Regions from separate parts of the Mus musculus genome. Here all the other regions are linked to region 1. The links are chromatin contacts, found by POLR2A ChIA-PET in ENCODE. All regions are on one chromosome and are shown on one strand. The core of a region is the stretch at or near the end of the contact, and the rest is flanking DNA. Distances in the headings are between cores, read along the strand shown.

Region 1 (4,932 bases), core at 808-3,307:
CATTTGAGGAGAAAGCCTGCACCCAGGGGATCTGCGTGTGATAGAACTGGACGCCCTGTATCATCATCATCACCATCACTACACACAGGCACACTCAGTAATAAATCTTTGCGGGGTGGGGGTGGGGGGTAGGGAACCAGAATTGGAGTTTGTAGCTGTGGCTCAGTGGTCGAGTACTTGCCTTCCATGATTTAGGTCCTAGGTGGGTTTTGTTTTTTTGTTTTTAAATATTTATTTATTTATTATATGTAAGCACACTGTAGCTGTCTTCAGACACTCCAGAAGAGGGCATCAGATTGTTGTTATGGATGGTTGTGAGCCACCATGTGGTTGCTGGGATTTAAACTTAGGACCTTTGGAAGAGCAGTCTGTGCTCTTAACCACTGAGCCATCTCACCAGCCTAGGTTTAATCCCCAGTCCTACCACAGCAAAACAAAGCAATCAAACCAACCCAAGCAAGCAGGAATGGAGTCTAAAGGAAGCATCAGAGAACAGCAAAGGCATAAAGAGGGCAGCAATGAATGAGAACAAAATATAACAACTCACACATGAAAATGGATGCCAGCTCTCAGGAGGCAGAGGCAGGCAGACCTCTGAATTTAAGATTAGCATGGTCTATAGACTGGGTTACAGGAAAGCCGGGGCTATACAGCAAACAAACAAACAAAACCAACCTGTCTTGAAAAACTAAAACAAAAAGCAAACAAAACTAATATAGAAATTCATAGGCAGAGAAAGTGGAGAGGGTAGTGTGGCCTTTCTAGAAGTTCAGGCTGCTTTAAACTCCTAATCCACCTGCTTAAGCATGTACGTGCTGAATTACAGATCTTTGCCACCACTAATTCAGGCAGGGTCTCCCAGCAACCCCTACCCCCAGGTATCTAGTAGTCTAAGCTGGCCTTGAATGGTTATGTAGTTGAGGATAGCTTTGAACTCCTGATCTTCATTCCTGTGATCCCTTTAAAGAGGGAATATCACAGGTTGACCAGAGGAGGGTTGTTTTGTTTTGTTTTTTTCCGTTTTTCTGCCATTTTATTTTCTGGGCCTATTCAGTCAGCTTCTCTCACTCTGCAGCTCTGGCTGGCCTGGAACCCCACCCCACCCGCAGAACGCCCTTCTTCGGCACCCCGAGCACCGGCATTACAAACATGCACCATCGTGCCCTACTGCCTCTCCTTTCCTGGATCTAGATTTGTGTGTGTGTGTAGCCCAATGGAGGATGACCAGACACTCCACTGAGGAGCCTGAGGCTTGCCATGGTGAGTCAGCATTTCCCGGCCGTGATGGGCTCTGGAGAACTGGATGATGCTGCTCTTGGACCACAGCCTTTCATCGCCATGCCAGTTTTCTCCAGAAAGTCCTTCCTGGAGTTTTTCCAGTAGCCATGGTACAGGTTCTCAAACAATGACCTCAGTTAAAAGACTGGGGGAGATAATGCTTTATTGACTTGGCACCTAAGGACAGTGGCTATGGGCCTCCAGGGTTCTTTGTTACTGCAAAATGGAGGCTCTGTGCTGGGGGGGGGGGGGCAGTGGAAATCAGAGAAGCTGCAGGAAGGGCTCCTCTGGTCCCTGTTTTGGCCCCTGCAGCCCCCTTGTTCAGCGGAGCACCATCTGAGTCCAGGTCCTCACCCAGCAGGGAAGGTGATGGCCTGGTTCTTCTGCAGTCCCCTGCCAGTCTATAGAAAAGAGCACCCCAACCCCTTTGTCTCCCCACTTTTAGCAGGAGACCAAGAGAGGTCACGGTAAGGGTTTGAAGGCATTTACAGACAGCCCAAGCCTCATGGATGTGGGTGCAGAAGGGAAGGATTGGGGGTACTATATGAGTTCCCCCAAAGAGAAGTGGGTTATTCTCTCACATTTTCTGATTTGGCTGAGCAAAACATTGCTATGTTCACTGTATTGGGCCTTCCGCAGGTGATAACAGTCTCGGGACACACAGTAAGAGGACTCGGGCAGGTACTGCATCTCTCCCATGCACGGGGAGAAAGGGGTACCAGGAACCCGAGCTATCATAGGAAGGCATCCTGGGAAAGGACAGGCAGTTCCTCATAGGCTCCTTTGATATGGTATGGAGTACAGAGCCATCTGGGTCACAATGGCTGGCACAAGACACTGGCATCCTCGCTGTGGTCACAGTTGTGGACATCCCAGCGGATATGAGAGCACAGTAGCAAGGTGCTCTCATCTCCTCGGCATTTGACATTGTCCAAGAGGATTGGGCCTCGGCCTGGGCCAAAGTGGGCCTCTCCCGGGGCTGCGAGAGCCTGGCCACATCCCAGCTGACGGCACAGGACAATGGCTGCCCGTAGGTCCCAGGCATCATCACAAACAGTGCCCCACCGTTGTCCTAGGAAGAGTTCTACGCGCCCCTCACATCGGTGTGTTCCACTAGCCAGACGGAGGTGCCCTGTGTTGGAGATAAGGCCTGGGTCAGAAGAGCCCATGGGATCATGGGACCCAAGAGATGGCTCTACAGTTGAGGGCACTTGCCACCACAGGTTGTCCTCTGACCTTCACATTCCTTCATACTGTTTTGCCTTCACATGTGTGAACATATCATGCATATACACGGGTACACAGACACCAATAAATAATGCTGGACAAGTTGGCACACACCTCTGATCCCAACACTAAGAAGGCAGAGGCAAGCAGATCTCTGTGAGTTCAAGCCTAGCCTGTTCGACACAGCAATGGTCAGCCAGAGCTATGTAGTGAGACCCTCAACAGACAGTCTCAGCCCCTTAGCCACAGGCTGTTTGCAAACTATGACCATGTCTTATCCTGACCCTCAAAGTTTACTGTCCCCACTTCCACACCTACATTCCCTGGGCTAATTTGTTGTTTGTTTTTCCATGAGCCCTTGTATGTTGTTCAGGCAGGCCTTGAAGTTACTGTCCTTCTGACCCAAGTCTCCAGAATGCTGGAATGAAAGCCATAGGCCACCATGCCTAATTCTGCATTCTCTCATTTCTTCAGTTTGTTTGATCCCAAGTGGAGAAATCTCTAGGTTGCTGTAGTGTTTTATCACTCCAGGTCCATCTTATCCCTAAAGTTCCAACCTCATTTTCAGTGGCAGTAAACACCTACCATCTCTGGGCCGAGGACTGGGCATTCGGGTGGTCTCAGAACCAGCCTGCTGGACTTGGAGTCCCAGTTCCTCTGGGCCTGGCTCAGCAGGGGCATAAAAAAAGAGATGGTTGTCATGGTGGGGAACATATGCTCCCTAGAACCAGATCAATTCTCCCAACCTTCCCAAGTTGTACAGAAAGACAGAAAGAACCTCAAAGACCTGCCAACCTAAGGTAGGAGACTGGAGGACCCCCTAGGTCTAGGCATCAAGTAAAGGTGGAGATACGGGAACAAGGGATTGACAGTGTCCTGCCAGACTTTGTACACACCTGTTTTCATTGGTATCTCTGAAAAGTCAAAGGCTAGTTTTGGGAAAGCCGTCAGCCACTCCTGCTTCCTACCAATCACTAGCAGCAGAGACTATAAATTGGATAGCACAGCACGAGTGCTCCCTTGACCGCGCCCTAGTCACCCCCTGCAGACAAATCGCCCTTCCGGTTACACCCCTAAGGCTCAACAGCGAGAGTGCAGGAGCATCCACCCCCCCCACCCCACCCCCACCCCCTGCTATGTGCAATACTTCCGCTGCAGTGCAGCAGAGAGCGCCACGCCCATTCCTCCACCGCAGCTCCTGCTATCAGGCCCCGCCCACAAACCCTGTGCCCTGCTTCACTTTCGCCTTCCCAGTCCTAGGCCAGCCAGAAAGCTACGCAGCTTCCGCTCGCTCCCACAGCAGGGAGCTCCTGCGCACGACCCCACCCAGGCCTCCTCAGACTCGGCCCCACTCCCGACTGTGAGCTAAAAGAGGCTCCGCCCACAGGACCGTCATGGCCCACGCATCGCCCAGCTCAACCACATCTTGTCCCGCCCCTACAGGATACCCACCCCTCTCCTGATTCAGGCCCGCCCATAGACGTGAGCGCATGCGTTCATGGGTCCTCGCCCAGCTTGCACGGCTCCACCTTTCCTCCATATAAACCCTGCCCGCACCTCCTATGGGTCGGGCCCCGCCCACCACTCCGGCTCCACCTCCTCTCTTGCCACAGCTTCACCTGCACAAAGCGCTCCGGCGTCTTCGTGGTGGCCGCAGTTGTGCTGTCCCCAGCCCAGATGGAAGCAGTCGCTGAGGCGGGCCTCAGTACCGGTGCAGCCTACGTTGTCTAGCAGCACAGGGCCTCGGCCATAGCCAAAATGACCAAGGCCCGTGGCGCCTAGCGCGGGCCCGCAACCCGCCTCGCGACAGGCCACCCGCGCGTCCGCGAAGTCCCAGTCATCGTCGCACACGGTGCCCCAACCCCCGGCGTACAGCACCTCCACGCGGCCGCGGCACGGGCTCGGGCCCCCGACCAGCCTCAGCCTTCCGCCTGCGGGGCGCACAGGCCGGTGCCAGGGGATGACCTGGGACAGCAGGCTCCCCTCCCTATTGCAGCCCTTGGCCCACCGCTCCCCCCAACCCCCCTGCGGGACCCGGGCAGGGCCACTTACTTTTCTTCCCTGAGGCCCGGGCTGCTGTCGTCAGCCACACAGTGTCCCTGGAAGGTGAGGCACCAACTCCTGTAGCTGCGGAGACAAGGGAGCCTTTGAAGGGAACAAGAAGGCCATTTACCACACCCACAGCTTACTTTGCCTCAGTCACAGAGTCACCTCACTGTCTAGTAAAAAACATCTTTTAGGATTTTCCTCCCTATTTTCTTTTTTTCCCAAGATAAGCTCTCAGTATGTAGCCTTGGCTGGGCTAGAACTCACTATGTAGATAGGCCGGATCTCCAGTGGTGATAGCGCATGCCTTTAATCCCAGCACTTGGAAGGCAGAGACAGGCGGATTTCTGAGTTCGAGGCCAGCCTGGTCTACAGAGTGAG
Region 2 (5,270 bases), core at 416-2,915, 160 kb after region 1:
AGAGGCAAAGTGGAGTGTGACCCAGCATGCGAAGGGCCCCAGAGCCTTCCAGGACCTGACATCATCGTCTTCGCTTGATTCCTGTGACACTTCCATCACCCAGTGGTGCTTCAGCACTCAGATACCAATGGACAGGATGGCTCATGCCTGTGGCTCCAACGCTTGGGAGACTGAGTCTGTATTAGTTACTGTTCTTGTTGTTGTGTCTGAAAACTGAACAGAAGTCCTGGTGCTGCTGGCTTACGCCTTTAATGCCAGCACTCTTGGAGATGGAGGCAGGCAGCTTTCTGAGTTCGATGCCAGCTTGATCTACAGAGCAAGTTTCAGGACTGCCAGGGTTGCACAGAGAAACACTTGTCTTGAAAAACAAACAAAACCAAGACAACAACAACCAGAAGCAGCCAGGCGTGGTGGTCCATGCCTTTAATCCCAGCACTCGGGAGGCAGAGGCAGTCGGATTTCTGAGTTTGAGGCCAGCCTGGTCTACAAAGTGAGCTCCAGGACAGCCAGGGCTACACAGAGAAACCCTGTCTCGAACCCCCCCCCCAAAAAAAAAAAACAAAAAAACAACCAACCAGAAGCATCTTAAGGAAGGGTATACAATGCAGATGTCATAGCAACAGGATTCCCAGGCAGCCAAGCACACTGCATCTGCGCCAGGAAGCTGTAGTCTGACTCCTGAGCCTCTAGGATGATGCCATACACGTCTGTCTTCCTCAGTCAAATCTGTCTAGAATCCCAAAGACAACCAAACGTTCTTTATTATGGTTATGATTATTATTCTCTATTGTGAGTGCACACATGTGTAAATGCATACCGTGAAGGGAGGTCGGAGAAGTCTGTTCTCTACCACCACGTGGGTTCTGGGGACTGAATTTAGGTAATCAGATTTGGTCACACTCCCCCTTGCCCACTGGGCTGTCTTGCTGGCCCCTCCTAGGGGTTTGTTTCTAGGATGATTCTAAATTTCATCCGGTTGACAAGATGAGCCATCAGGGAGGCTGGAGAAATGGCTCAGCAGTTAAGGGTCTTACTGCTCCTGCAGGGGACTGGAGTTCGGTTCCCAGCACCCACTGGGGCAGGGGGGGCTCACAACCACCTGTAACTCCAGCTCCAGGTGACCCAACCCTCTTCTGGTCTCCAAAGGCACCTGCATATACGTGCCCATACAAGATATGCAAATAAAAATCTTTAAAAATAGGAAAAATAAAAGATTGCTACAGAGACCGCTGAAAAATGGCGAGGTGCAAAGCTTTCATCGTGTTTTTAGTTACCTGTGTGCTCAAGAGAAGATGCGCTGGTACCCCAAGCTCCTCCCCAACCTTTACATCCCTTCTTGCTCCACTGGTCCTCATCTAGAAGGCCTCATAAGTCCGCCAGTGTCGGCCCACCCGGGGGTCCTGCAGCAGCAGCCCACTTAGACTCTTAGTCCCATTCAGTCGGTACCGGGGAGCCAGCTACAGGTGGCTCAACTCCGGGCGCGGGAGCACGCGCCAAAACACTCAGCATGGACGCCTCGAACAAGGGTTCTAAACTGACGCATGCGCACGGCTCGCCCTCAGCCTTGCCTGCGCCTGCATTAGGTCATCCGAGCCGCTAGGGGGCGGGGGCCAGGTGCTTACACTGATTGGCTGCGGCTGAGAAATCCGGAAGTGGTCGCGCTTCGGGGCTCTGTTGGCGGAAGGAGACTGTGGGTTGGTGTCGGGGAGCGAGAGCGCGGCGCTAGGATGAACGCTCCTCCGGCCTTCGAGTCGTTCTTGCTCTTCGAGGGCGAGAAGAAGTAAGTGGAGGCCGGCGGAGGCGGGGACGGTTGCATAGGAGCCTGCCGGCCGTCAGCTCCGCTGGAGCGCCGCACTGCTCCTGTCTGGGGAAACCGAGGCGGGAGGCGGGCTTTGCTTTGAGTCTTCCGTGCTGCTCAATGCGAGTCTGCCCAGCTTCAGGCAGCGGCGCGAAGCACTGGCGCGTGCATGCATTTTGCAGTGGGAAATCGGAGGCTCTGGGACATGGAGTGTCTTGCTCCAGACACTTGGTTCATGATGACAGCTGTGAAGGGACAGAGACACAGCTCTCTTACACTCCTCAGCAACCTGAGGGTTTCTCCTAGATTTTCAGGGATCCCGACTTAGGCCAAACCCGGGTTCGTGGCTCCACGCTAAAAAGAATTTCAGGACTCTTCGGTTTAGTGAAGCAGGATTGGTGGGTTTTTAATTAAAGATACTTTAATATGGGCTTAAGCAGGAGGGTTCAGAGGAAGAGAGCGCTAAGAAAGTAAGACAGACGCAAGTTGGGTCTGTGTGCATTCAGAGAGCAGGGGGAAGTACTTTGCACTCGAGTGGCTACAGGTTTAGAGATTAAGCATCTAATTGTCTTTTGGAGGTAGGGTTTCTCTGTGTATCCTCCTTGACTGTCTTGGAACGAGCTTTGCAGACCAGACTAGCCTCAAACTCAGCGATCCACCTGCTTCTACCTGGGATTAACGGCCTGAGCCACCGGCTCTGGCTTTATGTAATTGTCTTAATGGTAGCCAAATACACTCTTTTGATGACTCAAAGTTTGCTACGAACCCTTCTCTCTTGTGTAACCCTTCTCTCGTGTGTGTGCCCCTTCTTGGAAGTCAGCTTAGTCTCTATCTCAGTGGGAAAAAGGTATGGAGGTGTGCTAGGAATCGTTTGTGAACCCCAAAAGATCATTAAGGAGCCGTTTCCATTAGGGTCTCTTTATCACAAGCTCGGGCTTGGGCTCTCCTCCAACCCAACCCTGACACAACAGGACAGGAAGAGAAGGCAGAGCAGCCTTGAACCCAGGACAAGGTTTTCTAGGGAGTGGGAGTGACGGGGTATGGAGCTTGGCAGGTATCTAACTGAATGTCTGTTGTAAGCTGACAGGTGGTGCTGTGAAGGGAGATGAACAATCACAAACTATCTGAAAGTAGATCTGAAGCAACCAGACTAATCTTTGATTAACTGTTGCTAGGGAGTAACTCTGGGGTATGGGCCAAGGGACAAGCCGTGAGGTCCTTCCTGGTACTTGGTTGCATCTTGGGTTCTGCTGTAGGTCAAGTTCTCAGGCTTTTTTTGCGGGGGGGGGGGGGGGTTCAAGACAGGGTTTCTCTGTATAGCCCTGGCTGTCCTGGAACTCACTTTGTAGACCAGGCTGGCCTCAAACCCAGAAATCCGCCTGCCAATGCCTCCAGAGTGCTGGGATTAAAGGCATGCACCACCACGCCCGGCTTTTTTTTTTTTCTTTAAGATGGAGGTAGCAGGTCCCAAGATGGAGTAGATTTGGCCTCTCAGAGGTATACCCCAGTGGTAGATTGCTTACCTAGCATGCACGGGGCTCATTTCATCCCTGTATCAATCAGTCAATAAATAATGAAGTTCTTCAAGATCCTCCGAGTTTGCCAGTACAGTGTACACTGCAGACCTGTAGCCGACACTGCTCATTCCTAAGAGGCAGGGTTTTGTGATTGACATTTGATAGCTACTTCAGCCTTCCTTGGGGGCATATTCTCAACTGAGAGCCCGGTTGTTGTCCCATGAGCAAGAGCATTTGGCCATCTGGAAAAGGTTCTGGTTGTCCCAGGCACGTTGGTATTGGCAGCGGGTGGATAGCAGCAAGGGATGCTGATAACAACCCTTGGTGCAGTAGACAGGCTCCCAGAAAAGGACAATCAGGTCCAAAACATCCATGTTCTGGGCTGGCAACATGGCTTGAGCGCAGGCACCCGCAGGCAAGCCTGATGACTTGAGTTCAGTCCCTGGGACCACTATGGTACCAGGAGAGACCTGACAATTACAGGTTGTCCTCTTATCTCAGACAGGCGTGGACAAAGTAAGAAAATATTTGTGTACCGAGTTTGAAAAAAGGAGCAATCCTTAACTGAGCGGTGGATTTTAATCCACCTTTAATCCCAGCACTTGGGAGGCAGAGGCAGGGGGATCAAGGCCAGCCTGGTCTACAGATCAAGTACGAAGAAATGTAGTCTCAAAAAAAACAAACAAAAACAAGGACTGCTAAGTCCATGCTCCCTGGTATATAAATAGGAGGCCATCACAGGGGAGAGGCGGTTCCTTGTTAGCATTTATTGATTGATTGATTGTCATGCTGAGGACTTGTGTGTAGATCTGAGTTCTGCTTCCAGTGTTTCTCCAGGGGCATGGGAAGTGGAGACAAGCACAGTGTGTCCATTGGCAAATGAGATTCTACCTTAAGCAAAGAGAAAGGCCAGGGTGATGGCTGAGGTGTTTCTCTATCCTCCTGCCTCAGCCTCCCAAATTGCTGGGATTACTGGTCTGAACTACCAGGCAGGCCTACCTTGTTTATTGTTTGGACGGTGGGAGTGGTGGAGATGAGACCCAGAGACTTACACATGGGAGGTTAATGGTTGGCCACTGAACCATGCCAGAGCTCTGAGTCCTTTACTGGTGAGTAGACTGAAAAAGGCCTCCCAGGGCTAGACCTGTAGCTCAGTGGTTGAGGGCTTTGCTTAGCACGCTCAAAACCCAAGGTGCAACTCCAGTAGCCATTGGGGATAGATAGTAGGGCTTGCAGAATGATAGACCTGGGCCTACCTTGATTGTGAGGGGCCTTGGGGGTTAAGTGTCTCCTGGTCTCTCCCCTGTACCCACTCCAAGACGGGTTTTCTGTGTGGCCCAGGCTGGCCTCAAACTCAAAGATCTACCTGCCTCTGCCTTCTAGATGCTGGGATCAAAGGCGTATGCTACTACAACTAGTTGGTTCATGTCCTGTAAGTAAAAATTTAGTCAAGAGCTAGTTTAGGGAACTGTTCATCAGTGGGGAAGGGCCAGGTACCTTATTTCTGAGGTAGTGGGAACAGCCCAACTGCAGTTTCAAGAATATTTGACCACAGATGGGGACATGGTGACCCCCAGGGCACATGGCTGGCTGAGGGCCAGTATCACGCCCGAGGCTGGATGTGGGCTTGAGCTCTTCCCGCCGTCTCTTCCAGAATCACCATTAACAAGGACACTAAGGTTCCCAACGCCTGCTTGTTCACCATCAACAAAGAAGACCACACTCTGGGGAACATCATTAAATCGTAAGTCTTCCGCACGGCCGGCCGGGGTCCTCTGTCAGTATCAGCAGGGCTCTGGAGGCCGAGCACACGTCCTCTGACAGTCCATTCTCTCCTCTGTGCTACAGTAAATCAGTTCAGATACTTTTTCCAACCTGGTCTGACAGGTCTGTTCACAGAAGAAGTTTCTGTGTTGGGGCCTCGTGTAGTGTAGGCTGGCCTCAGACTCACTGTG
Region 3 (5,401 bases), core at 1,613-4,112, 180 kb before region 1:
GACAGGGTCTCATGTAGCCCAGGCTAACCTCAAACTCTCTCTAGAGTCAAGGACGACCTTAAATTCCTGGTCCTCCTGTCCTGCATGTACCTTCTAAGTGCTGGGAATGAAGGTTGGCACCACATGAGGTGCTAAGGAGCCAACCCTGGACTTCACGCATACTAGGCAAGTGCGCTACCAATCACTGTCCATCCCCAGCCCCTCCACATCCCTGTCATTTGTACCTCAGACCTGGTTAACCACCAACTCTCTCTTACCCTCTCTGCCCTTGAGACCAGCCATACTGGTCCCACTCTGCCTTCTAGCTACCCCTTCCTTCACATTCCAACCATCTCATTGTGTAGTTTCCCCACATCTCCCAGCCACTCCATCATTCCCTGTGTCCTCAGGCCCTGGGATCCTTTGTGTTTAAATCAAGTCCTGTTTCCTCCTAACATGCTTGTGATGATCTCAAAAGCTTTGTTAGACACACCCCAAAGAAGCAGCTCCAAGGTTCCTGGCTAGTTTTCAGGGGCCCTGAGCACCTGATGGTTCCAACCTCCTCTAATCTCAGTCAACTCTACCAGAATTCACCAGGGCCCACTCTCAGAATGGTCTCAAGTTGGACGAACAGAATGAGACAAGCTCAGTGGGTACAGTGCTTGCCTACCGTTTGCAAGGGCCTGGATTGCATCGTCAACACTGCATAAACTGGGTACATTGATGCAAGCAACACTCTGGAATTAAGAGGCAGGAAGATCAGGAGTTCAAGGCCATCCTTGGCTACCCAGAAAGTATGAGGGCAGCCTGGGGTACATTATACCCTGCCTTAAAAGTAATAATAGCATACATAAAATGTGGTGCATCCTTTAATCCCAGCACTTGGGAGATAGAGGCAGGGGGATCTCTGAGTTCATCAGTCCAATCTACAGAGTTCCAGGAGAGCCAGGGCTACACAGAGAAACCTCGTCTCAGAAAACCAAAATTAATTAATTAATGATTAATAAATACATACTCCCTGACCCCTAGATGACGTCAGAAAGTTAAACAATTACCAGAGCATATTCTTCAGAGATAAGATCAAGGGCAGTGCTTATCCATATATCCCCACCCCAATAGAAAGCATCTCCTGGAACACAAGGCTACGTCTTCCTGTCTCCTCCTTTCCCTTGCCTCTCCATACTTGGCACTATTGAAGAATCAGCAGCATGGGCCCTGGAGATTGCACTCAGGCTTGGCAGCCCGCTTCTCTGCCCACTGAACCATTACCAGCTCAGACAAGAGGCACTTCCCTCCTCCAGGGCTCCCACTAAGACCCACCCAGTCTTCTGGCAGGTCTGTTTAAGTGGCTCATCCTCTGGAAGGTTCTTTTAACATGACCTCCGTTCCAAGCCCATTTCCCCAGGTTCGCATATCACTTCTCCAAATGTTGCTCAGATGCCCACTAGATTCTGCTCCCCAAAGGCCAGGCAAGAACCGGGGGAGGCATATCCGATTCCAGACGGGGCTGGTAGTACACTTTATCCATCCAGCAAAGAGGTAGAGGCCAGGGAAGAGAGTCGGCCAGCCATCGCCAGCTCTCGTGTGTGGCTATGCTCTTTGGTTCTCGTTTGTTACCACCAGCAGCCTTGCTTTCTCTGTCACTGTCCCCAACCAGACTGAGTCACTGAACTTGCTACCATCCTGCTTCAGCCTCCAGGTCCCTGGGAATACAGGCCTGCTCAAGGACAGCTAGGACACTGAACTTATACTTTATTGCTGGAGAACTTCACATTCATGCCAAGTGTTTTTGAACAAATCCAACCAGTTCCCTCCCTTCCAGTTCCTTCTCTAACCCCCTCCCCAACTTTTTGTTTGCATGGTTGTTATTTTGTTTTTTGGTTTTTTTTTTAACAGAGTTTCATGTTGGCCTCAAACTCACATCAATCCTTCTGCTGCAGCCTCCGGAATATTTTTTATGTGTGTAGCATGCGTTCGAATGTATGTAGGTGCATATATGTGCACGTCTGTATGTGTATGGGTCCTTACTTTTACATTTTTATCATTTTAAATGTTTATTTCTGTGTCTCCGTGGGTACCTGCACACGAATGCCTGCGGCAATGGCTATGCCTGAAGCTAGAGTTTCAGGGGGTTGTGGGCCACCTGCTAGCGTCTCAGGATCGAAGCTCTGCAAGAGCAGCAAGTGCTCTTAACCAGAGTCATCCCTCCAGCTCTGATCCTGAACTTTAGAATAGTTATTATTTTTTTAATCGTGTGTTGTGCGGATTTTAGTAAGAAAGGAAGGAAAAGAAGGGGGGAGCAGGAAAAGCAAGAAGAAGAGTTGCAGAACCGTGCTCCCTGCACTGCTGGAGAGTTTGAGGGGTAGAGACAAGCCCAAAGCCTGAGGCACGGTCACCAAACGTTTCTTCCTCCGTCCCAGACCTAGGATCGCGGTCCTGCACATCGCCTGGTGCCATGACAACGCGAGTACTCGCTCCTCCGAGCGGGTTGTGTGAGAAGCCTGGAACCTCAACAAGGCTCTGTGTAACTTGTCGGAAGGGCGGCTCTGGAGGAAACAGGTGGGGAGATGCTGCCCACCCCGCCCCGGGACGCCCCGGGACCCCAGCCGGCCTCTTCCAGGGGGCAGGAAAGTTGGGCCTGGCTGAGGTCAGGAGCTCCGGGGCCGCCTGACCTGCTGCGCGACTTCTGTCAGGCTCCCCGGCAGGACGTCCGACCGGAGCCCCACCTGGGATAACGGGTACTTCTAACCTAGAGCCTGTCCTCCGGGCGAGCGCTCCAAGAGTCCTTCTAGTACCGGGTTGCTAGGGGCGGTCCCAAGATTCCGCCTAATCCTGGTGACCGTCTGTCCTAGCGCTAGGTCCCGGAAGTGGGCAAAGCTAACGGTGGGGAGGGGCGGGGCAAGGGGCGGGGTAGGAGGCGGGGGAAGGAACGGCCTGATAAAGTGAAGCCGGGCCTCTCTCGCGAGATCTCGGAAGTGGCCGGAGCCCAGAGATGACTTCTTTGGAGCCGGAGAGAATCGTGACGTCAGGCCTCGCTCGCCGGGTCTAGGGCGTGCTAGACAAGGAACCACACGGCCGAGCCTGTCTCGCGAGATTTGGCTCAAGCTTCTTGCGCTTCTCTCGCGAGATCAGGTGGCTCTGGACCGGGCGGCCACTGCGCAGAGTGGAGGTCGTTGGAGTCACTCGTCTTCTTGTAGCTCCTGCCAGTAGCTCCGTGTCCCGCCCGCCCTAGCCATGCTGTCCGCTCTCGCCCGTCCTGCCGGCGCCGCTCTCCGCCGCAGCTTCAGCACTTCGGCCCAGGTACAAGGGGCTGCCTGCCTAGGAAGGAACTCCGGGGGCGGCACACGCGTCCCCGGAGCTCGGCGTTTCTTAACCATCCAAGGCTCACTCTGGACGTCTGGGCCGCCCGGCTCACATCCCGACCAACATGGAAGGGGGACAGAGTCAGTCCAGGTTTCCTCCATAGTCTGCGCTCCACGTAGGTGCAGAAGCCGAGGCTCGCGGTCCGGATGCGAGTTGCATTATATGCAACTTTGCATTGCTTCGACTTAACTGATTTTCTCCTTGAAGCCTCCATGGATGTGAGGCACCAGGAGAGAAATAACGCGGACGTTAACTTCGTAGTGCCGGGGGCTCCGAGGGTGGAGAACGGATCAGGGTCACAGTAGTTTGGGAGATTCGATTGAAATTAGCACAGTCAGTGGCCTTCCCGCCCAGGGATTGCTTGCTTTATGTCCGTTTATGTGGACCAGGCTGGCCTCGAACTCACGGAGTCCAGTCTCTGCCTCAGTACCGGCATTAAAGATGTGCATCAAGCATCGTTTTTCAGAGTGTGTGTGGTGTCATGTGCACATGATTGTACAGAGGCCAGAGAAGGACATCGGTGTCTTGGCCATCACACACTAGACCAGCGAGCGGTTCTCAACCTTGGGATCGAATGACCCTTTCACAGGGGTCCCGTAGCAAATGTTTACATTACGACTCATAACCGTAACAGAATTTCAGTTACGAAGTAGCAATTTTATTTTTAAAAGTAATTTTATGGTTGAAGGGTTCACCTCAACATGAGGAACTGTATTAAAGGGTTGCAGCATTAGGAAGCTTAAGAACCCCTGTTGTAGACTTTATTTATTTATTTATTTATTTATTTATGAGAGTGAGAAGGCCTTTGATGAACCTGCCAGGCAGGGGAACCGGGCTTTGAACTCAGGTCCTTATGCACTTACCCACTGAACCATCTCCTCCACTGGATCTCTTTTGAATTATTCTTGGAGGATCATCCTTGCTTTGGGTAGACTTGGCCTAGGACAGTTACAGCTAAGCTATTTATAGTCAATCTTCTCCTGGGCCAGGGCCTCTTTAACTAGTGCATGTCGGAATCAGTAAAGGAGACCCAGGATCGTGTCAAGAGGGCAGGGTCAGTATTTTTTACAAATCTCTAGCAAAATTGATACAACCAAGGCTTGAGAAACAATTACCATGCTCCGGAGGAGAACTGATCATTCCAGGGAAGTCTACATTTCTTACCATCTAGGTCAGGTCTTCCTGTTTCCCATTCAGTCCATTCATTGAAAAATAAAGATGCAAGGGGCTGGAGAGGTGCTCACAGTTAAAAGTGCTTGCTGATTTTGCAGAGACTAGAGTTTGGTTCCCAGGACCCAAGGCAGGTGACTCCAACCACCAGAGGGTCTGAAGCCTTCTTCTGCCCTCCGTGGGTACCTGCACATAAACACACACACCAAAAAATAATCCAGCTAACATATTACACCCTGGGTGTGGTGATGCATGCTTGTAACCCCAGCCACTCAGGAGTTCCAGACAGGAAGATTAAAAGTTTGAAACCCGCCCCGGTGACTTAGGAGGACTCTGAAAAGAAACTAGCACTAGGGTATACATAGTTCAGTGGTAAACACATGTGAGGCATGCACAAAGCTCTGGGTGCTCAGATACAAAGATGAATGGGAAGTCTGGGGTGGGTCACAGACGAGTTAACCTGAACAGTAGAGTAGGGTTAGCTCAGCAGAGATGGTGAATAATAGTGTGGTTAAGTGCCGTGTGGGGGTGGGGGGGGGTGTGTGTGGAGGATGGAACTCGGGCCATACTCATGCTAAGCGAATATTGTGCCACTGAGGAAGGAAGTTGAGATCTTTTTAGTTGGGGGAAGGGCCGTGTGGGTCTGTGCGTGTGCACATCACAGCACAGTAGCATGCAGAGGACAACTTGCTGGAGTCTGTTTTTTCATCGTGTGGGAAAGATTCGAGATTGAACTCATGTCCTTGAGCTTTTGAAGCAAGTGATTTTACTTGCCTAGCCATCCCACAATCACAGGACCAGCATCAGGAATGTGACATTTCAGTGACAACCAGAAGAAAGCATAGATTATCTGTAGAAAGAATTGCAGGCAGGTGGATGGAGACTGTCC
Region 4 (5,261 bases), core at 220-2,719, 210 kb after region 1:
CCATCCACACTACCTACAAGTTGTCATTACCACCCAGCTCCTTCCTTCCTTCCTTCCTTCCTTCCTTCCTTCCTTCCTTCTATTTTAGTTGTTTGGTTTTGTTTTTTTGAGACAGGGTTTCTCTGTGTAGCCCTGGCTGTTCTGGAACTCACTTTGTAGACCAGGCTGGCCTCGAACTCAGAAATCTGCCTGCCTCTGCCTCCCAAGTGCTGGGATTAAAGGTGTGCGCCACCACGCCCGGCCCTTCCTTCTATTTTAGATAGGGCCTTATGTAGGCCAGGTCAGCCTCCAACCAAAAATATAACCAAGCATAGCTTTGAACTCTGGATGCTGCAAGGGCTGAGATCACACACCTGCTTTGCATGGTGCTGGGGTTAGAACCCAGGGTTCCTGCACGCTAGGCAGATTTTCTAGGGGTTCCATCCACAGCTCCCGCTGATCCCCTTTCTATTTTTGGGTTTGTTTTGAGACAGGGTCTTGCTGTGTAGCCCAGGGTGGCTTGGAACTTGGGACTGTCTCACCTAATCTCCTGCGTGCCAGGATGGCAGGCATCACCAGCTTCTGTCACAAGTCCATTCCTTATACTCAGAGGGCCTATCTTGGTCCAACCCTTGCCCCATGGGGAGAAGCAGAGTCTGGCCTACAAATTCCAAGCTCAGGCCAGAGGGGGCGGTGAGACAAGATGGAGCCCATAAGTCTGTCAGATAGCACCCACCAACTCTAAGATTGCTAGGCAGACTGAACCTTTTTTTTAAAAAAAAAATTATTATTATTATTAAAATGAGGAGCAGCAGAAAGATTAGGTCTGACAAAAAAAATTAAAAAAAAAAAAAAAAAGCCAACCCACGGCAAGGCTGTTAGACGAGCATTTCTCTTGCCAGGTTTGTTTGAAACTGTCTCAGGCAGCAGGTTATGGAGTCTGCCTGTTTTAACTTCCTCTAAACATCTGGGGCACGGGAACTGTGTCTTGTCACCCACGCGCCTGAGAGGTGGCAGTGGCCTGCCAAAAGCAGCCACCTGCATCCCTGTCCTATACTCTAGGGAAGTCCCTGCGACTGCAGGACCCGAGAATCAGCTGGCAGCCCCGCGCGATCCAAGTCTTCTGACACTGCACTCTACCAAGGAAGTCAAGGGATTGGGGTCACCAGGCCATCCCTCTGCCTCTCATCAGCCTGTCCCTTCCTCTCCACGCCATGCCTGCCCAGGGAGAAGCTCCATCTCCTCCTGTCCAGTGTCCCTGATCCAATTTCCCCGCGCCCCTTAGCTAGGAGGGGACCCTCTCCTGTTCCCCTTCAGACACCCCCCCCCCCCAGACAAGGATGGACGGGCCCACCCGCGGCCGAGCACTCACCCTGACTGTCCAGCCCTCAGCGCGCTTGGCTCCAGCTCACGGCTCCGGCTCGTGGCTAGCGTCTGTGTCGCGGCCGGGTGGCCCGGCGGCCGGGCCAGGGCGGAGGACCGGCCCCCTCCCTCTTTCCGCCCGCAGCCGCTGCCTAGGCAACACTGCGCCGCCGTCACGTGACCCATCCGTGGGGCCCTGCCGCGGACCACGTGACCTGAATAGCTGGTTGGGGACCGACCCCTCCTACAAGATCTAGGGGTCTTCACTTCACAAAGTGCTATCATCCTCGTGGGACCCAGGTGGGTGGGTCCAGGCGTGGGAGAGCGCTGCTCCTAGCGAGTGACACTAGGGGATACCCAGCATCTGTCGTGGGCAGCATAGAGAGGTGGGGACAGGGTGTGAGTGTTGCAGAGTGGGTAGAGGCGTGCAAGAAAGGCTCAGCCTGGCTATATCCTGGTTTTCTCAGCTTGTGCAGTGACACCATTCTACTGTGGTCACGCAGGTAGGTGGCTCTTGGTTCCAGCAAGGCTGTGAGAACCAAACAATGCAAGGGACATGTTCTCATTGCTGAGCTCTGGGCACCTCATGGATGGCAGAGAAGGGTCGTTTGGACGCTGCGGCGAGGCATGCCCTGGCGAACACTGAGGTTTTACAACTGAGAAACTCAAACAGGAACGGCTCTGCAGGAAGTATACACTAAGTATACGCTCAGCGCCCCAGTGGGTGCCTCGTGGCCCCTCAGAGTGCTCCCTATTTGCCCGGTACGCTTCTGCTTGCACGCTCTATATAGGATTTTTCCATCTGTCGCAAAAGCATCAGACTGTGACACATTAACCCAAAGGAAGGAAAAATTCCACTCGTATCCAAATTTCCTGACAACTGGGAGTGTATAGATGTGACTGTTAGCAGTTTCCGCTTGGGTTGCCAAGTCAATTCACTTAGGATAGGTGAAAGCAACTCCTCCCTCCTGGCGCTGACCCCTCCTGACAGCGTGGGCCATCATAAGGCTCCACGTGTGCCTACATAAGAGGGTCTGAACCTGCGGGAGCCACGCACTCTCAAGGCAACTGCCTGGCGCCTGCAGAGCTGAAGTTTGAGTAAACGAAAACAGGAAGGAGACACTTGGTAAACTCCAGCCATTGCATCATGGATGACACTCTTTCAACAAGGGGTTTTTGCTTCTTGCGGTTATTAGGAAGCTTAGCTTTGGAGTAGGACTTTCCAGCGCCAGGCACTGAGGTTCCTCCACCGCCAGCACAATTATCTGGCATGCCTGGGCAAAAATGAAATGCCAACTGTAATTACCAGTCTGCCTAGGAGCCGCTTTGCTAACCAAACACAGGCAACAGCCCTTACTGTTGTTTGACTCACTTCCTCCTTAGAAGGGAGGAAGCCATGGTATCTGTCCTGTTGGAAGGAGGGTCGGAGGTTGGAGGATCCACAACCCCTGCCCCCTCTTAGGATCCCAGGGAGCTGACTAGGGGTTACCCAGAAGGTTCAGGTCCAGAGCAGTCTCTCCTGAGGGCACTGCATTGCTGTCTGGGCTGTCTGCCTGAAGTTGGTTGGTCTTGGCAAGTTACTTCCTTTACTTAAAAAAAAAAAAAATTAACTACATTTTATTTATTTAGTGGGGTGGTGGTGTGCACCACAATACATGTGTGGAGGTCAGAGGACAACTTGTGGCAGTTGGTTCTCTCCTACCAAGTGGCTGGAACTCAGCCTGTCAGGCTTGGCAGTGAGCGCTTTTTAGCTACTGAGCCATCTTGCTGGTCGGTTTTTTGATTTTCCTAGAAGCTCGAGGAGCCTGTCCTTGAACATCAGTTCTTGAATACACATAATGAATGTGCATAGCCTACTCACACAGGAGCCTCGTTCCTTGCTTTTCTATGACACCCAAACCTTACTATCTAGCACGCTCTCACAGTTTGTGTGGTCAGCTTGTCCAGCCCACTGGCTCCTCACTCTGTCCCCTTAGCTATTCATGCATGGCCTACCTAGTACGTTCCTCTACCACAGTCCACTGTAAAAACTGAATACCAAATACCCTGACACATTGCTCAGACTTCTGTAGTGTAACAAAACACCTGAAGCTACATTATAAAGACACACAGTTTATTTTGGCTTCCATTTATGGAAGCAAAGGTTTAGTAGTACGGTGAGAGCCCCCCTCCCCTGACTCCCTTACGCGGTGGGGGTGGGGGTGTACCCATTTCACTGTGGTCTCTCTCTTCCTTATAAAGCCAACAGGATTCAGTGATGGCAGCCCCACCCTAGTGACCTAATCACTTTCCAAAGTCCCTACCCTGATCACACAGGTGGATTTATCTCCTCACCTTTGTCATGCTGCTGTTAATTTAAGAAGTGCTCAGAAGGTCCTGGGGGAACAGAGTCTTATGTCTTACTCTGACCTTTCTGGTTCACTTTACAGCCCACCAAGCCCCTTTCTCTTCCTTGCTGAGACCCACCCTTCTCCAGGATGGAGACCTTCCAGCCATCTTGTCAACCTTTGGCCTCTCCCTTCCCCACCTCACTTATCGGAGATGCCCTCACTTTTACTCCCCCGCCCCCGCCCCTCAGCAGTCCACCTGTAAGGTGTTCAGAACCGGAAGGTGGCTCGGTGCTGTCATATAGCTTTTTTTTTTTTTTTTTTTTTTTTTTTTTTTTTTTTTTGAGACAGGTTCTCTCATGTAACCCAAGCTAGCCTCAAACTCGCTGTGTAGTTAAAGGATGACTTCGAGTTCTGGACCCTCCTCTTCTCGAATGCCAGGCATGCCCTGCTGTGGCTGGTTTATTCGGTGTTGGGGATGGAGCCTAGGGCTTCATGTAGGCAAGCATTCTATCTACCAAGTAAGTCTCTCTCCGACCCTTTGTTCTTCCTATCTATGGTTGTCCTTTTTATGTACAGGGTTTTGCTTTTAAAGACTTTTTTAAAATGTTATTTATTTACTTTGTGTATGAATATTTTGTTTGCATGCATGTACATGTGCCTGTTGGATTCTCTGCAGTTGGGGTTGCAGATGGTTGTGAGCCGTTATGTGGGTGCTGAGAATTGAACCCACGTCCTTTGCAAGAATAAGTGCTCTTAACCACTGAACCATCTCTCCAGCCCATTTAAAGATCTGTGTGTGTGTGTGTGTGTGTGTGTGTGTTTGTGTATAAGGATGCCTGCAGAAGCCAGAAGAGGAAGTTGGGTCCCCTGAAGCTGGAGTCACAGGCAGCTGAGAACTGCTTGATGTGGGTGCTGACACTCAAACTCTATCCTCTGCAAGAGTAGCAATGGCTGTTAACCACTGAGCCATCTGGCCAGCCATTACAACCCATTTCTATCACCCCAGGCTCCCATCCTTCCTGGAAGCCCAGTCCTGCTGTAGGAAGTCTTTGGCCTCCCCCCATTTCCTCTGCTCCCACCTGCTTCTACGTCAGGATGTTCACCCCTCTGGATGCATCACTGCCAGGGCAGGGCCTTCCTCTTAACCCCTCTAGTCCACACTCCACCGTGAAAGATTGCCTCGAGAAGCCTCAGAGCTCCCAGCCTCTGGTCTCCACCATACCCCAGGCTCTCTCTCGTGGACTCTGGAATCCCAGGGTGAGCACTTGCTCGGCTCTCAGTAAACGTTTACTATGTTCTATGGAACGAGGAAGCTGGAAAGGGCCTCTCTGGATTCCCTCCAGGTTGATTTCTAAGAGTGTGCTCTTTATGGAAATACATGCTAATATATGGTAATGACAGCTCCCTTTAGTGGAGGATGCCAGAGAGTAAACAGAAATTAGGTTCGGAAGGAGGGAAGAGCCTGCCTGGTTCCTGGGCCAGGAGGGAAACAGTCTCTGCACAGGCTCCTGGGAAGCCGCCAAGTCCCTGGTCCTGCAAAGACAGGCTCAGACTGCCAAGGAGAAGTGCCATTCCTTGTGAGTTTTTGTT

The links. ChIA-PET counts read pairs that join two places held with the same protein, here RNA polymerase II (POLR2A).
Region 2: POLR2A ChIA-PET joins it to region 1 with 10 read pairs in Patski. The contact joins the promoter of Polr2j here to the enhancer-like site in region 1. POLR2A ChIA-PET finds 5 or more read pairs at or near these places in 3 of 5 experiments (Patski and embryonic stem cell).
Region 3: POLR2A ChIA-PET joins it to region 1 with 24 read pairs in embryonic stem cell. The contact joins the promoter of Styxl1 here to the enhancer-like site in region 1. POLR2A ChIA-PET finds 5 or more read pairs at or near these places in 4 of 5 experiments (Patski and embryonic stem cell).
Region 4: POLR2A ChIA-PET joins it to region 1 with 18 read pairs in Patski. The contact joins the promoter of Orai2 here to the enhancer-like site in region 1. POLR2A ChIA-PET finds 5 or more read pairs at or near these places in 2 of 5 experiments (Patski and embryonic stem cell).

What each region holds. Positions count from the first base shown.
Region 1 is chr5:135,958,799-135,963,730 of GRCm38, forward strand. It overlaps Ssc4d (scavenger receptor cysteine rich family, 4 domains), which reads right to left. Exons shown (of 11, transcript NM_001160366.1): 8 at 4,558-4,632; 9 at 4,125-4,436; 10 at 3,091-3,168; 11 at 1,425-2,410. The coding sequence ends at 2,094. Among named protein-coding and RNA genes, the nearest start is that of Ssc4d, 13 kb to the right of the region's middle. Within about 2 kb of position 2,058, at least 1 of the 3 ENCODE cell types and tissues checked has a DNase peak (open chromatin) inside an H3K27ac peak, as active enhancers do.
Region 2 is chr5:136,115,026-136,120,295 of GRCm38, forward strand. Polr2j (polymerase (RNA) II (DNA directed) polypeptide J) reads left to right here and starts at 1,666. Exons shown (of 4, transcript NM_011293.2): 1 at 1,666-1,780; 2 at 4,970-5,059. The coding sequence starts at 1,728.
Region 3 is chr5:135,775,523-135,780,923 of GRCm38, forward strand. It overlaps Styxl1 (serine/threonine/tyrosine interacting-like 1), which reads right to left and starts at 2,863. Exons shown (of 9, transcript NM_029659.4): 1 at 2,729-2,863. Mdh2 (malate dehydrogenase 2, NAD (mitochondrial)) reads left to right here and starts at 3,127. Exons shown (of 9, transcript NM_008617.2): 1 at 3,127-3,279. The coding sequence starts at 3,214. Gm30205 (a long non-coding RNA gene) reads left to right here. Exons shown (of 5, transcript XR_003955810.1): 5 at 2,400-2,462.
Region 4 is chr5:136,169,187-136,174,447 of GRCm38, forward strand. Orai2 (ORAI calcium release-activated calcium modulator 2) reads right to left here and starts at 1,470. Exons shown (of 3, transcript NM_178751.3): 1 at 1,352-1,470.